Regions from separate parts of the Homo sapiens genome. Here regions 2, 3 and 4 are each linked to region 1. A link is a contact called in ENCODE Hi-C or POLR2A ChIA-PET data. All regions are on one chromosome and are shown on one strand. Each heading gives the region's core, a stretch centred on a gene start or an enhancer-like site at or near the end of the contact. The rest is flanking DNA. Distances are from core to core; before and after follow the strand shown.

Region 1 (3,513 bases), core at 1,014-3,513:
ATATACTTGAAGTATACACACACACATATATATGTATACACCCATATGTAAATATAACACAAAAAACTATGTATTTCACTCTATGTATATATATTTACCATTTTAACCGTTTTTAAGTGTACAATTCAATGGCATTAAATACATTGTTGTGCAACCAACATCACCATCCATCTCCAGGACTTTTTTGGCATCCCAAACGGAAACTCCATAGCCATTAAACAACAATTTCTCATTTCCCCTTCCCTCCAGCCATGGGCAACCACCATGCTACTTTCTGACTCTATGAATTTCACTACTCTGGCTACCTCATATAAGTGGAACTGTACTGTACTGGTCCTTTTATGTCTGACTTATTTCACTTAGCATAATGTTTTTGAAGGTTCGTCTATGTTGTAGTATGTGTCAGAATTTGCTACCTTTTTTAGGCTGAAAAATAAACGATTCACAATATATTTTTAAAAATAAAAGTAACATATTTGGCTCATTTATTTTTGCTCACCCTGACATCATATTTCTCCTTGGATGCCTAGAGACAAAACTACCACTGTATAAGGGCTAGAAACAAAACTACCACTGTATAAGGGCAAATAAAAATGAAAAATAACAGGCTTAATTCCTCTGCTGAAAATAAAGAGACTTCTCAGCCTTCTCTCTGTTCCTTCAAAATTTCTTTCTCTGTCCTTTTCGAATGTACACAAATCTTTATAACGGCGAAATGAGCCTCTTGCCAGTATCACAACTCAGAAATGTATCCTCAAGGACTTGGGGGTCATCTTTTTGAAATTCAGACGTGAGTTAGTGCCTGTATCTTCCAGTTCCTACATGAGGGTAAGAGACTAAATTAGTGGGTATGGGCGCCTTGCTCCAATTTGTAAAACTACCTCCTGCTATAAAGATATGCGAACTTTGGCCGGCTGCGGTGGCTCACACCTGTAATGCTAGAACTTTGGGAGGCCAAGGAGGGCAGATCACGAGGTCAGGAGATCGAGACCATCCTGGCTAACACGGTGAAACCCCGTCTCTACTAAAAATACAAAAAAATTAGCCAGGCGTGGTGGCGGGCGCCTGTAGTCCCAGCTATTCGGGAGGCTGAGGCAGGAGAATCCCTTGAACCCGGGAGGCGGAGCTTGCAGTGAGCTGAGATCACGCCACTGCACTCCAGCCTGGGTAACAGAGCAAGACTCCGTCTCAAAAACAAAAAACAAACAAACAAAAAGATATGCGAAGTTTAAAAAACGAACAACAACAACAAAAAGTTATGCGAAGTTTGTTTTGCTTCTGGATAAAGCCAACATGAGTGGTCTCCCCAATTACTACTATTAAGTAAGGAGGAACTATGTTTGACAAAAGGTGTTGTCAAGTTCTGTTATTTGAAGACTAGTGATTGTTTATCTTGAGAACAGGTATGTAATGGTTGTTGTGGAGATTTTCTGGATTAAGAGAAGTTTTTTTTCTTTAAAATTCGAACAAGTGTCTGTATTTTTTCCCTTTATTTAAGAAACGGTGGCGGCGGTGGTGGTGGTGGATGGGGGGCGGCTCTCACTACCTTGCCCAGGCTGGTCTCAAACTCTTGTTCTCAAATGATGCTCCTACTTCGGCCTCCCAAAGTGTTAGGATTACAGGTGTGAGACACTTGTGTTGGATTTTTTTTTTTTGGAGGCAGGGTCTCGTTCTGTTGCCCAGGCTGGTGCAGTGGAGCAATCACAGCTGCCAGCCTCAAACTTTTGGGCTCAAGCGATCCTCGCACCTCGGTCGCCCCAGTAGCAGGGACCACAGGCACATGCCACTACTCCTGGCTAATTTTAACATTTTTTGTAGAGATGGGGTCTGGCTATGTTGCTAAGGCTGGTCTTGAACTACTGGGTTCAAGTGATCCTCCCTTCTCGACCTCCTAAAGTGTTGGATTACAGGCGTGAGCCCACTGTGCCCGGCCTGCATTTAATTAGACACCTAAAATTTAGGCCGGTCAGTAGCACACTTAGCAGCACGTTACTTTTTATAAAAACAAAGACCGAATACCGCTTTTTTGAAAAAAAAAAAAAAAAAAAAAAAAAAAGGATGCACCAGTTCTCCCCATATCATTTCTTCTCTCTACCTCTCGTCTTTTGCAGCTAACATTACTGGCCAGGTCCGCAGCAGCAGAGTTCTGTGGGCTCCCAGCCTCCGCCCTCCTCGCCCTCCTCCGCGCCGGCAGGTGAGGCCGCGTGGCGGGACTACAACTCCCAGCGTGCCCCGCGACGGGAGGGTCACGTGGGCGTCCGGAAACCCTGGTCGCACCGCCAGGGGTGAGCTGGCGGCGGGGGAGGCGGGCAGCGGAGCCAAGCTGACCCGGCGAGCGGAGCCGGGGCTGGAGAGCGGCGACCACTGCGGATCTCGGGTGCGCAAGCGGTGATGCGTGGGGCCGAAGACCTGCTGGGGCGGGGGCGGGTCCAATCCGAGGGGCTTCCCGGGTCGGGAGGGCGGTGGGGAGATGTAGGTGGCGGCCCCCCTTGGGTGGGGCGCCCAGGCAGGGTCGGCCGCTCGCCCCCTCCTTCTCCTCCCTGGGCCCGGGCCTGGGGTCCCGGCCGTCACGGGGAGGCTGCGATGGGGTGGATGGGGAGGAGAAGGACCCCCGGGGGACCCTGCGGCCCGGCCCCGATCCATGCGGCAGAGGCTTTTGTGCTCCTCGCCCGCCTGTCCTCCGGCCGTGGGTCTGGGAGATTCTGACTTGATCAGAAAAGGGCTTGTCGTTCGGACCAGGGGAGAGGGGATGCTTTTCAGGTAGGTGGGGAAGGAAGCTCTTTGGAAAGGATGTATAGAGGTCAGAGAAGAAGCGTGGTCTCAGTGAGTGACTGGTTTTGTTTTCTGGTAACTAGCATGAACTCAGTCAAGGAATTTGGTCAAATTATTCGTCATTCCCTCCTTATTCTTCGCAGGGTGTGTTCTGTTTATTCTCAGTTTTGACAGGAGATAATGGGAATGTGTCCCCGGAGTTTTTAGTGTTTTTTTGAAATGTAAGATGGTAGGCTATCTCGTGGTAACTCTTACTGAAAAGTTTATAGTTTATAGGGAGGAGTGGTTCCTGGGGTGAGCAAAATCATTCAGTTGTTATCTTTTTGTCCACCGGTTTATTTCTACCTTTACACAAATTTATACATACATAAATATATATAACAGTTGTTGAAGGGAATGTCTTCAGTGCTTTGGTGCTTAAATGATTTCTTTTCAGTTTGTTTGATGTTTCTTGGATACTAGGCTCTATACTAAGAACTCCATATAAATTATCTCATTTAATTAATACATGAGGAAATTGAGCTTCGGGTTGGGCGCGGTGTCTCATGCCTGTAATCCCAGCACTTTGGGAGGCCGAGGCCTGTGGATTCCTTGAGGTCAGGAGTTCAAGACCAGCCTGGCCAACATGGTGAAACCCCGTCTCTACTAAAAATACAAAGATTAGCTGGGCGTCGTGGCGCATGCCTGTAATCCCAGCTACTCGGGAGGCTGAGGCAGGAGAATCGCTTGAACCTGGGAGGC
Region 2 (3,513 bases), core at 454-2,953, 1.9 Mb after region 1:
CCTAACATGCAGTCAAATAAATGAGTCTCAGCCCACAATCTATTTGAAGTATCCATTTCATACGCCCCTTGACCTAGCATAATTACTTAATTAGCATTTTATTTCAAACTAAATCAACTATTTCCTCTAAAAAGTATTAAAAATGCTTTTCCAGTTACACTGTATTTTTAAAAAGGAGGTGCTCAAATATTTGCAATAATAAAATTTAAAAACCGCCAAGTGTTCTACCCGAAACTGTACTCAAACTTACTTTAAATGTTTCAAACCTGTCAAAGTTAGCAATGGAACACCTGTCAAAAGTCTAATTTTACAGTAATAAACACCACAAAGAGAACAGTAACTTCCAGCTTTATCTATAAAATACCAGAAAACCCAAATCACTTTGTATTATTTCTCTTCGCCGTCTCAAAATAAAACCTTTGAAAGAGACACACAACAAAACAACGTCTCTTGGTTCCTTTGTCCCCAGCAGAGGAGAGGGAAGAGAACTGGGAACTCATTAAGGTAAAGAGCCCCAAACATGCAAGATAAGAAATAAATGACATCCGATCTGCAATCAATCATCAAAGAAAGTCACCATCACTTCATCTTCATCCCTCCCTTCTCCCCTGCAGCTCAAATAACGTGAGTATAGACGAGATGATCAGGATCATATGGACCTGGACAAAGCTTTGTGGAGGCAGCGGGCGGGTAGCAGTTAACTGGCTGCAGCCGGCAAAGAACCCGAGATTCCGGCTGCAGGAGACTCCGACAGAGGTCTGCAAAAGTGCGAGTGGCAGGGGCCGCCCGGCTGTTGAGAATGCGGAGCAGCGGCGGCGGCGGCGGCGCGGTCAAGTCCACAGCGCCCGGGGAAGTTGCTGGCCGAGCGCGACACGCCGCAGAGCGCGGGCCCTCCATGTCACCGTCGCCAGCACAGACCCTCCTGCTCGCCCCTCCCCCGCCGCGCACCCCGGGCGGCGGCGACATGACAGCGGGTCGCGCCGCACAAGGGCGCCCGCCCCCTCCTGGCCCTCTCCCCGGGCTCCCCAGCGGCCGCGGCCGGTTCTCACCTTGGGTGGCGAACGGCGACGAGCCGCTGACCGGCGAGCCGGGGGCAGGGACGGGTGGCGGGGTCTCGGCCGAGCCCAGCATGGGCGCGGGCAGCATGAGGTAGCGCTGGGGCGCGGGCAGGCAGCGCTGGCAGAAAGAGTGCAGGCAGGGCAGCAGCTTGGGCGCCCGGCTCTGGATGTTCTGGTGGCACACGGCGCAAGTGTCCAACAGGTTGAGCCGGGCCGCCTCGCCGCCGCGCTCCGAGTCCGGGCCCTGCCGACTCTCGGCCTCGTTCTCCCCGCTCGGCGCCGCCGAGGGCCCCCCGGAGGCCGCAGCCGAGGCCGCTGCCGCCGCCGCCACCGCCTTCTCCACCGCCACCTCCATTGTCCTGCCCTTGCCGCCGCCGGGGAAGCGAGAGCGCGGTCTCCGCCCGCCGCCCCCGACGACCTCCTCCTCCTCCTGCGGCTGCTCCTCAGAGGCCGCTCGGTGGACTCGCGGCAGCGCCAGCGAGGGAGGGAAAGCAAACCGGGCGGGGGAAGCCTCCTCAGGCCCACGGGATCCGCCTCCCGAGTGGCGCGGCCGGAAGGAGGGTATCTGTCAGCGGAGACCGTTCCTCGCACCGGGGAGGCTGCACCCCGTCCGCTTCGCCAACCGCCGAGGCGCTCGTGGAATACGCCCAGCCCGCCCTTGCCTCCCCGCCTTTCTCTTCATCCCCCTGGCCCACCTCAGGCCCCGCCCCCGCCCCCGCCCTCCCTCTCCCAGCAACTGAGGCTTCGGTGTGGAGCGCGCCGCCCAATAGCGGCCGCGCCTGGCGAGGGGGCGGGACCTGTTGGAGCCCGCGAGGCTCCGTCGGCCGCGGCGGGAGGTTGGGAAGTGGGAGGTGCTTGCCCAGCCCCGCCCCCTCCGGACGCCTGAAATCGCGGCTTCTGATTGGGCCTTTGTGTATGTTTCCTCCTCTGAAAAGATTAAGGGTTCATTTGTTAACGACCATCCGCCTGATTCGGTCCGCGGTGTTAGCTCCTCCTAGGGGGCGGGACCTCACTTGTCTACTCAATGCCGTTAATTAAGTAACTGCTTGGAAAACTGATTTCATTACTGGAGACCTGGTCTTGTAGGAGGAGTAAATATGGTCGGAGGGTCACAGGAGGAAGGAGTGGAGGTACTGAAGAGCAAACAAGGAAATAATTTTTTAAAATACTGTGTGAAAGAGGTACTCTGGAGGCAGCAGGGATATTGCAACCTAATTTTACTCATCTCTAGAATGAATGAGTATGAAGAATAAGGGGGGGAAGTTCTCGTGCAAGTTGGAAATTTTTAAAGGGTTTCCCCAATGAAAAAGGTGAAATTAATTTTTAAAGTCAGTGATTTGCTTTTTAAGTGACTAAAAGTGGTTCGTTTTCCCAGGAATTAATACAGATTGACAAATGTTTTTATTGCATAAATATAGCATCATTAAGCAAAAATAAACCTCAATACTGTTACCCAAATAATTCATAACTTCAGGATTCTTTTGTATTTCCTCCCTCCCTCTTATTTTATTCCCTCCCTCCCTCCCTCACCTCTCTACGCTGATATCAGAAGTTACGCACATTTTTCACTCAAAAAATGGCGCAGCTTTTAAGGAACTTGAAGAATAGAAACGGAATGAAGGAAACAAGATTTTGTAACACGTAACTTTAAGAAGTATTTACCTTTTTTTTTTTTTTTTGTCAATACTAATGAAGCGGTACTGGACTTTAGAGAAAGATGGAGTGGGTCATGAAAGGCTTTGCTAAAATCACAGTTTTCCTGGAGGACTATATGGGATGGCAATGGGGGAGGGCTAGGCAACGTAGCCTTCCTTCAAGACCTTGCCCTTAAACACAACCTCCGTAGGCCTCAAGTGAGAGGTTCTTTTACTTAATCACAAGACATTCAACAGCTCTTCCCGCCTCCCCCACCCATTGGTTCCTGTTTAAGCTTGGGATTTTTTGTTTGTTTGTTTTTTTGCATGGAAGTAGCTCTTAAACCTTAGTTTGCATAAGAATAACTTGAGAAGCTTAGTGAAAAACAGGTGCTTGGGCCACCTCCGTATTCAGTTATTCAATTTTGATAGCATCTCAAGTGATTCTGACCTGGGTGGGTCCAGAAACGGAAGTCTGTCCCACAGGTCTTCACCCACTCACAAATCTCTCCACGATTTCGTCCGTATATGCCTCTCAAGCTGAAGTCGCCGCGACTCTCATGCTTCATGCTGCAGCAATTGTAAGGCCACCCTGCTTTGTACACGCTGTTCCCTTTGTTTTAGTTCCTTCAAAATTCTGACTTATCTGTTATCCCCTAAAGCCACCCCAAAGTTGAACACTCCTTCCCCAGAATTCAAACCATATTGTATATTTTTGAAGCTACACCTTGAAAACATTCACATAATAGGAATGGAATTTTGTATTCAAAAATCAACTCCCTTAATATGCTAAAAATTCATTACATAGGTGGTATACAGGA
Region 3 (3,513 bases), core at 462-2,961, 1.3 Mb after region 1:
TAGAATTATTTAAGTTTGATCAAAATTTTAGAACACATAATAGGAAAAAATCATACATTGGTCAAGGGTTGGGATAAGCAATGTGTGAAATGACATTGTATAAAAGGTCCCTTCATATTTTTAGATTGTAATCACTGTTGGTGAACTAGACATACTCAAAAGTGGCCCTCAAGAAATAAGTTTTGTTTTGTTTTTTTTTTTTTTTTTTTTTGAGACGGAGTCTCGCCTTGTAGCCAGGCTGGAGTGCAGTGGCATGATCTTGGCTCACTGCAACCTCCGCCTCCCGGGTTCAAGCGATTCTCCAGCCTCAGCCTCCCGAGTAGCTGGGACTACAGACACGTGCCACCATGCCCAGCTAATTTTTGTATTTTCAATAGAGACGGGGTTTCACCATGTTGGCCAGGATGGTCTCGATCTCTTGACCTTGTGATCTGCCCGTCTCGGCCTCCCGAAGTGCTGGAATTACAGGCATGAGCCACCGCGCCCGGCCAAGTTTAGTTTTTTAGTTCGTTTTTTATCAGGTTTATAGCTAACTTGGAATCTGGAATCTGTGCCTGACTAGATTTACAGGGGATTTGTACAGGAAGCCCCAGAATGCACCCACCTATTTCAAGAGCATAGCAAACAGCATTCACCCAAGCATTCATCTACAGTCTGGTATTCATACACTAAGAAGCAACGTTCTTTGGGCATTACCTCCAACAGGGTAATAGCTCCAGTGAAATCTCTTTTTGAAAGTAGCTCCTCTAGTTTTGGAATCTTCCTACCTTTCTTCTTTCTTTTGTCAGTGTGCTGTACGCCTCTGCCTACAGCAGGTTTGGCCCTTGAAAGCATCTGTAAAAGAAACAAAGACAGCTGTATGGTCCAATTCTGATTATCAGATTTAAACTGAGAGTGACAGCTCTGTAATTTATAAGTCAAGGCCGGGCACAGTGGCTCATGCCTGTAATCCCAGCACTTTGAGAGGCGAAGGCGGCGGATCACGAGGTCAGGAGTTGGAGACCAGCCTGGTCAATATGGTGACACCGCATCTCTACTAAAAATACAAAAATTAGCCGGGCGTGGTGGCATGCGCCTGTAGTCCCAGCTACTCGGGAGGCTGAGGCAGAAGAAACGCTTGAACCTAGAGGCAGAGGTTGCAGTGAGCCAAGATCGCGCCACTGCACTCCAACCTGGGCGACAAAGCGAGCCTCCATCTCAAAAAAAAAAAAAAAATTATAAGTCAAATCCTTAACAACGAACCCCAGGGAAGCCTATTCAAACTCGTTTTGTAACAGGTATTCTACTAGAAGAGCCATCAGCCAATACTTAGGAAGGACCAAACAGCTACTCCCAACTTTTATCTTCTCTGGCTAGAGATGCTTTCGCATTGCTTCTGTCATCTCAGCTTTCCCTTCCTCTGCTTCCCATCCCACGAGTGGTTTAAATGTGAGTAAACGGAAAAGCAGGAGGGAAGAAAGCACCGAGGTATTTACAGTTGCATCCCTGTCCCCCGTGGGAACACAGGGAGAGCTGGGGATTACTCTCTGCGGACACACCTAGACTTCACACAGAAGTGTGCTGGGAACCTCTAATCGCCAGCCTCAGGACCTACTCAAAGTACTCCCTTACTATTCAGAGCCACTAACCATCTTGACGTCGGTCTTGTGAGTCCCCACCACACAGCGAAGGCCGCGCCTCAGCGTTTCGCCGCATCCACACAGCACGTTCTGTCTCCACGGTAACCCCGCCTGGACGCTGGTACGAACGGGAGAAAAGCTCGTTGGAGAACCAGCGCCCGCGGCTTCTTGGTTCCGTGCAGCTTCTGCCGCGGAAGAGCCGAGGTTCCTCTTGGGAGGAGAGCGTCGTTCTCTGGGCTGAGAGCGAAAGTTTGGTTGTCTCTATTTATGAGTTTACTTTAGGAAAAGGCGAATTGGAATGGCATTGTTTTTCAAATGCAAGTTTTCTGGGAAAGAAATTTTCAGGGACCACTTCTGTTTGGGGCCGTGTTGGACTCCATAGCAACCCTTGACTATGTGCACCGCAGAATCTTGGTCTCTGGCTGGTGCGGGAAGCTTAGAAAATTTCTGCTGAAGGAGTTGTAGTTCTGTGATTTGGAAGCAGGAGTGCACCAAAATACAGTTTCCTATTTCCACAGATACACCTACACACAATAGAGAACTGTAATAAATATTTGTCGATTGGATGACTTAATTTATCTATCTTACTCCTGAACCCAGTTAATACAGGGGCAACCACAGTCTTTAAATTCACGAAATCGTGGAATGTTAGAGTTGGAAGGGACCTTACAGGACCTCTGGTCAACCCCTCAGAATTAACAGACTGAAGAACTAACATCTTGTTAGTTAACTAATGTCAGCCTAAAATAACCAAAAAGCTCAGGGATCCAGTTGAAAGAGTTTATTCAAGTGCAAAGTGTGAGGGCGGCTATCCCGGGAACCACTGACAGCAAAGAATGGTGATCAGTGCTCCCTGATGCAGGGAAAGGTGAGGGTCATTTATATCACCAAAAACAGGAGTGCTGTACGTAATTACAGCATTTTCTAGATGAGGCTAACGTACACAGAAGATTCAATTCACTACTATTGATTACACTGTAAGGGGGTTGTTTAATATTCTATTGTAAAGAGGTAACAATCACAAGGGTCTCTATCTCCAACGTCATTTAGTCTGAATAAAGAATAAAAAATCTGGTTAATATATAACATCAACACAAAGATCAGGAAGCAACAGTCATGCACCAGAGAAGAAAAACAGCCATGTTCTGTGATTTAGTTTACAGGGCTTAACTTTTCCCCTTGGCATAGTACGTTTGGAAAGTGCTGAAATTTTCTTTTCACATTTTCCCCTTTTCTTCAAAAGCTTTCAGAGAAAGCATTATAGAAGAATTATATTCTCAGGCCGTGTATTTGATCAAACCTCATGTCACTAGGAAGGCCCCTTCCTGGCAGTCACATCCCAGGGAGGAGGGGAAATTGGAAAGGACCAAGTCCGAATTATAAAGCAACAAGAGAAAGTAGTTCTGGAACCTGATTCAGGCTACACGGCTGCCTCTTCAATCAAACAATTCTCTGAGTAGTCTTTGTTCTACACATTTTCTCAGCTGTGTGTTGACCCAATTGCAGATAAATACCATAACAGCTCTGCAGACAAAGGCAAGACAAAACACAAACTATGATAATTCCTAAAATACATAACAGCTTTTGCCACCAAGTTCCCCAAGATCCAAATCAATTACTTAACCAGTAGCTTAGAGAGGGTTTTGGATCCGAAAGGTTAATTATTAGAGTTTTTCAAATCAGTTATTAATTTGGTGACGTTATTTGATTCATCTGGGATATAAACACAGCATTCAGTTTCTGTCATAGCACAGATTCCTCCTTGGGCTGCAGTGAGTATGTCTAAGACCATACAGTTTTGTAATACAGTCTTCTCATGACAGTAACTTCATTATTTAATAATGAGACATTCATGTGGCTGTTATTTAGGGCCTTTTGTGTGTAATTGGTTAGG
Region 4 (3,513 bases), core at 616-3,115, 1.2 Mb before region 1:
TTATGAGACTAGACACTACAGAGATGGTCTCTCTGCATTGTGAGGATACAGCAAGAAGACAGATCTCTACAAACCGAGGAAGAGAGCTATCACCATGCACTCAACCATGCTGGCACCTTAACTTTGGACTTCCAGCCTCCGGAACTGTGAGAATTAAATTTCTGTTGTTTAAGCCACCCAGTTTTTGCTATTTTTTTTTTACAGTAGCCCAAACTGAGAGTGTACAAAGGCATAAAAGACAGTAAAGTGTGTTGAGAGAAACATACGTAGATAGTTGAGGGGAGAATTAGGTTCATGGCTGAGACTGGAAAAAGGGGGTATGATCTAACAGTAATACGCTGGGGAGAATTTAGCAAGGCCTATTTGTTCTGATTCTTCTCTGTGTACCTGTGTCTTCAAAGATAAGGGCATTCCTTTCCTCGATCCTATACTTACAGGATGAGCACCTCTCACTGAAGGGTCTTATACAGAAGAAGGTCAAACAATTCTTTTATGGCCTGCTTCAGGGGAGAAAAGTGGGAAGACACAAAGTGACTTTCCTGCTTCAGTTGTTTCCTCTAATGCCAACGAGTCATATTTTGCGGCAGTGTGTCCTGAATCTCATCAACAGCGGAGTAAAAATTGGAGTGTCTAGAACAGGGGTTCTCAACCTTTAGTGCAGAACTTGTTAAAAACACAGAATCCTGGGAACTGCCCCTTCCCGCAAGAGTCTCATTTGTTCTGGAATTAAGCTGTCATCTTCACTTGTTAACAAGTACTCCCATGTTGGTTGCAATGGAGGTCACCACTATACCAGACTTTGAGAAACAGTGGTTTAGAGATAAAGGATTGAAGACCAGGTGGGATTAGAAAAGACCTTGAACCCACACTAAGGACTTTGGCTATTATTTTGAAGACAATGAAAAACCTTTAATGGGCTTTAAGCAGGTGAGTGATATAATCATATTTGAACTGTTAAAAGACCACTTTATAGCAGAATGAAAAATGAACTGGAAGAAGCTAAAATTAAAGCTAAAGAGAACCATTAGGAAGTTATTGCCATAATCTGTAGGCTCCTAAAAGAACAAACCAAGATAAAGGATGGATTTGGAAAGCTTTAGAAAGTAGAAATTGGCAGCAGTTGGTGGTCCATTGACTGTAGTAAGTGAGAGAGGAGGAACCAAGCCAGGTTTTTGTGCTTGGGTGACTGGTTGAATAGTGATTTCAGTCATTTAGATTTGAGTGGTAGGTTTGTGGAGAAAAGTAGTGCGGTTTAGGAGATACTGAATTTGACACGCCTGTGGAGTATCCAGGTGGAAATGTTTTTCTTACTAGATAGTGAACCCCTCATGGGCAAGTTCGTCTATCCATCTGCAGCACCAGAACCTAGTAAAGCGCCAGAATGAATGAACCAACCAACCCATCAATGGATCTGATACTATTGGCCCCATTTTGCAAAGGGCTATGCTGAAGCCCAAGGGACGAAGTGAGGGGGGTCCACAAGTTAGCGACAGCTCTGGGACTCGAACCCAGGACAGCTGACTCCCGCCGTGACCACGGGATCCGCGCGAGGCCCTCCCCTGCCGCGCCGGCCAGGCCCGCACCCCCTACCCTCAAGCCGCGCCGCCGCCTGCACCCACGACCCCTGATGCTTGGGTCCCCGCGGCTCTCGGCCCAGCGCGACTCCAGAGGCTCCGCCCAGCGCCCCGGGCCCCCATCCCGACTCCCACCCCGCTCGCGCGCTCAGTCCCAGCGACCCGCACTGCGCTCCCCGCCTGGGCGCCGCTGCACTCACCACGGCTGGTCCAGCTCGCGGCTCTGCCTTTCCTGTGTGCTCCCTCCAGATTCCCCGGCTCGTTCAAGGGAAACCGCTGCCGCCGCCCTCGGGTTCCGCCGCGGGGCTGCGAGCGCGCGCGGGCCAGTTCGGGCCGGGGGCGGGAACCGGCTCGGATGCTCAGGGACGGTGGGGGTGGCAGGGCCCACCGGCTTGAGGCTGCCTTTCCCGGCGTTCCCTCGTTTATTGGCTCACTCTTCCTTTCATCCATCCATCCTTTGCGCAACAATATTTGATGGGAAGCCTGCCAAGGTAACACTGTTTTAGCACCTGGAACTAAGTCGGAAAATAAATTAACTAAATGAACAAGGCCATTGGAGATGGTGCTCCGTGCCACGAAGAAAATGAAACGAGGTGATGGAAGGCAGTGCGGGAAGGGGGAGAACTGTGTGAAATTAGGCGGCCTGCGCTAGGCCTTCTGAGTAAGGGGCCATTGGTCTGAGACCTGGATGTCAAGAAGGAGCAGCTGAAGCAAAGATCCAGGGGAGAGAGCCTGGAGAGGGAAGGGCCCGTGCAAAAGCTGAAAAGCCTGGGGCACTCTGGCGAGTTGCAGGCCAGTGTGGGTGAGACAGAGAGAGCTAAGGAGACAGGCCAAGCGAGGAAGCTGGAGAGGTGGAGACAGGCCACGGCGGCCAGGAGTTTGGACATGACATTAAACAGGGCGAGAAGACATTGCGGGGGTGCAATCAGGGGCTGGTGGGACTGGTTTCCATTTCACACAGCTCTCTGGCCACAGGTGCTTGATTGGATTCTAGAGAACAAGAGAGCAACGGAGAAGCTAGGCCAATGCCAACCTCCAGACAGTTTACATTCTGTACTCGCCCACCAGATTGGTGTGGGGACAAAGCCAGGTCCTTCTTCTTTCCAGCATTCAGTCTGCCAACTTTTTTTTTTTTTTAGACAGGGTCTCACTCTGTGGCTCAGGCGCTAGTGCAGTGGTGCAATCTCAGCTCACTGCAGCCTCTGCTTCCCGGGTTCAAGCAATTCTTGTGCCTCAGCCTCCCGAGTAACTGGGATTACAGGTGTGTGCCACCAGGCCCAGCTAAATTTTTTTGTATTTTTAGTAAAGACGGGGGTTTTGTCACGTTGGCCAGGCTGGTCTCGAACTCCTGACCTCAAGCGATCTGCCCGCCTTGGCCTCCCAAAGTGCTACGATTATAGGCATGAGCCATCGCACCCGGCCAGTCAACCAACATTTGAGTGTGCACTAGGCCCTGCATCAGGCACTGGGGGTATGCTCAGGTACAAGGCCCTTCATGGTTCCTGCCCCATGGAGCTTGCTATCTAGTCTGCACATTTCCTACGTGTAGACATGCATCCTACCTATGTCTCCCTAGGTGAATGCTTCAAAAAAAAAAGGCCGGGGCGGGGACCTTCAATGAGGCTATGGTGCAGTAAACATATTCCTTATGCCAGGGTGCACCAATCCATTGGGCCACACTGTTTAGTAGCAAGAAATTTCTAGCCCTCTCTCCTGAGTCTCCATCTGTAAACTAGGGGACTGAGAACATTACTATTAAAAAAAAACCCTTCTAGCTCTAAAATGTTGTCATAGGGTATGGAAGACCATTATTTTCAGTTCCTCTTTTCCAACTATCTAAAGCGTTTGTGTTTGGAAATAAGCTTCTGAACTGCTCACCTGCAGGCTAGAAAAATCTGAGACTTGATTTTGATGTTCCAAGGGTCAGACTCAGCGTATG

Evidence for each region. Hi-C counts contacts between places; a loop is a spot of excess contacts on that map. ChIA-PET counts read pairs that join two places held with the same protein, here RNA polymerase II (POLR2A). Pooled maps may share reads with other maps.
Region 2: a map of CD4-positive, alpha-beta T cell shows a loop between it and region 1 (13-fold over the local background). The contact joins the promoter of TRIM24 here to the promoter of SLC37A3 in region 1. A Hi-C loop is called at or near these places in 2 of 168 maps with a recorded cell type or tissue (CD4-positive, alpha-beta T cell and naive thymus-derived CD4-positive, alpha-beta T cell) and 6 of 50 pooled maps.
Region 3: a loop to region 1 is called in a pooled map, with 7 times the contacts of the local background. The contact joins the promoter of IFT56 here to the promoter of SLC37A3 in region 1. A Hi-C loop is called at or near these places in 1 of 168 maps with a recorded cell type or tissue (adrenal gland), 3 of 37 single-sample maps with no recorded cell type and 2 of 50 pooled maps. POLR2A ChIA-PET finds 5 or more read pairs at or near these places in 1 of 52 experiments (activated CD4-positive, alpha-beta memory T cell).
Region 4: a loop to region 1 is called in a map of CD8-positive, alpha-beta T cell, with 3 times the contacts of the local background. The contact joins the promoter of AGK-DT here to the promoter of SLC37A3 in region 1. A Hi-C loop is called at or near these places in 1 of 168 maps with a recorded cell type or tissue (CD8-positive, alpha-beta T cell) and 10 of 50 pooled maps. POLR2A ChIA-PET finds 5 or more read pairs at or near these places in 3 of 52 experiments (B cell, activated B cell and activated T-cell).

What each region holds. Positions count from the first base shown.
Region 1 is chr7:140,397,280-140,400,792 of GRCh38, reverse strand. It overlaps SLC37A3 (solute carrier family 37 member 3), which reads left to right and starts at 2,263. Exons shown (of 15, transcript NM_207113.3): 1 at 2,263-2,377. RefSeq lists silencers at 2,116-2,345, 2,456-2,725.
Region 2 is chr7:138,458,449-138,461,961 of GRCh38, reverse strand. It overlaps TRIM24 (tripartite motif containing 24), which reads right to left and starts at 1,703. Exons shown (of 19, transcript NM_015905.3): 1 at 1,050-1,703. The coding sequence starts at 1,413. RefSeq lists silencers at 832-1,311, 1,342-1,591, 1,652-2,041 and enhancers at 1,552-2,334, 2,738-3,248.
Region 3 is chr7:139,131,976-139,135,488 of GRCh38, reverse strand. It overlaps IFT56 (intraflagellar transport 56), which reads right to left and starts at 1,711. Exons shown (of 18, transcript NM_024926.4): 1 at 1,629-1,711; 2 at 697-834. The coding sequence starts at 1,631. RefSeq lists enhancers at 1,695-1,874, 1,592-1,886.
Region 4 is chr7:141,549,696-141,553,208 of GRCh38, reverse strand. AGK-DT (AGK divergent transcript) reads left to right here and starts at 1,865. Exons shown (of 6, transcript NR_183408.1): 1 at 1,865-2,065. It overlaps AGK (acylglycerol kinase), which reads right to left and starts at 1,799. Exons shown (of 16, transcript NM_018238.4): 1 at 1,775-1,799. RefSeq lists silencers at 1,555-1,734, 1,915-2,004.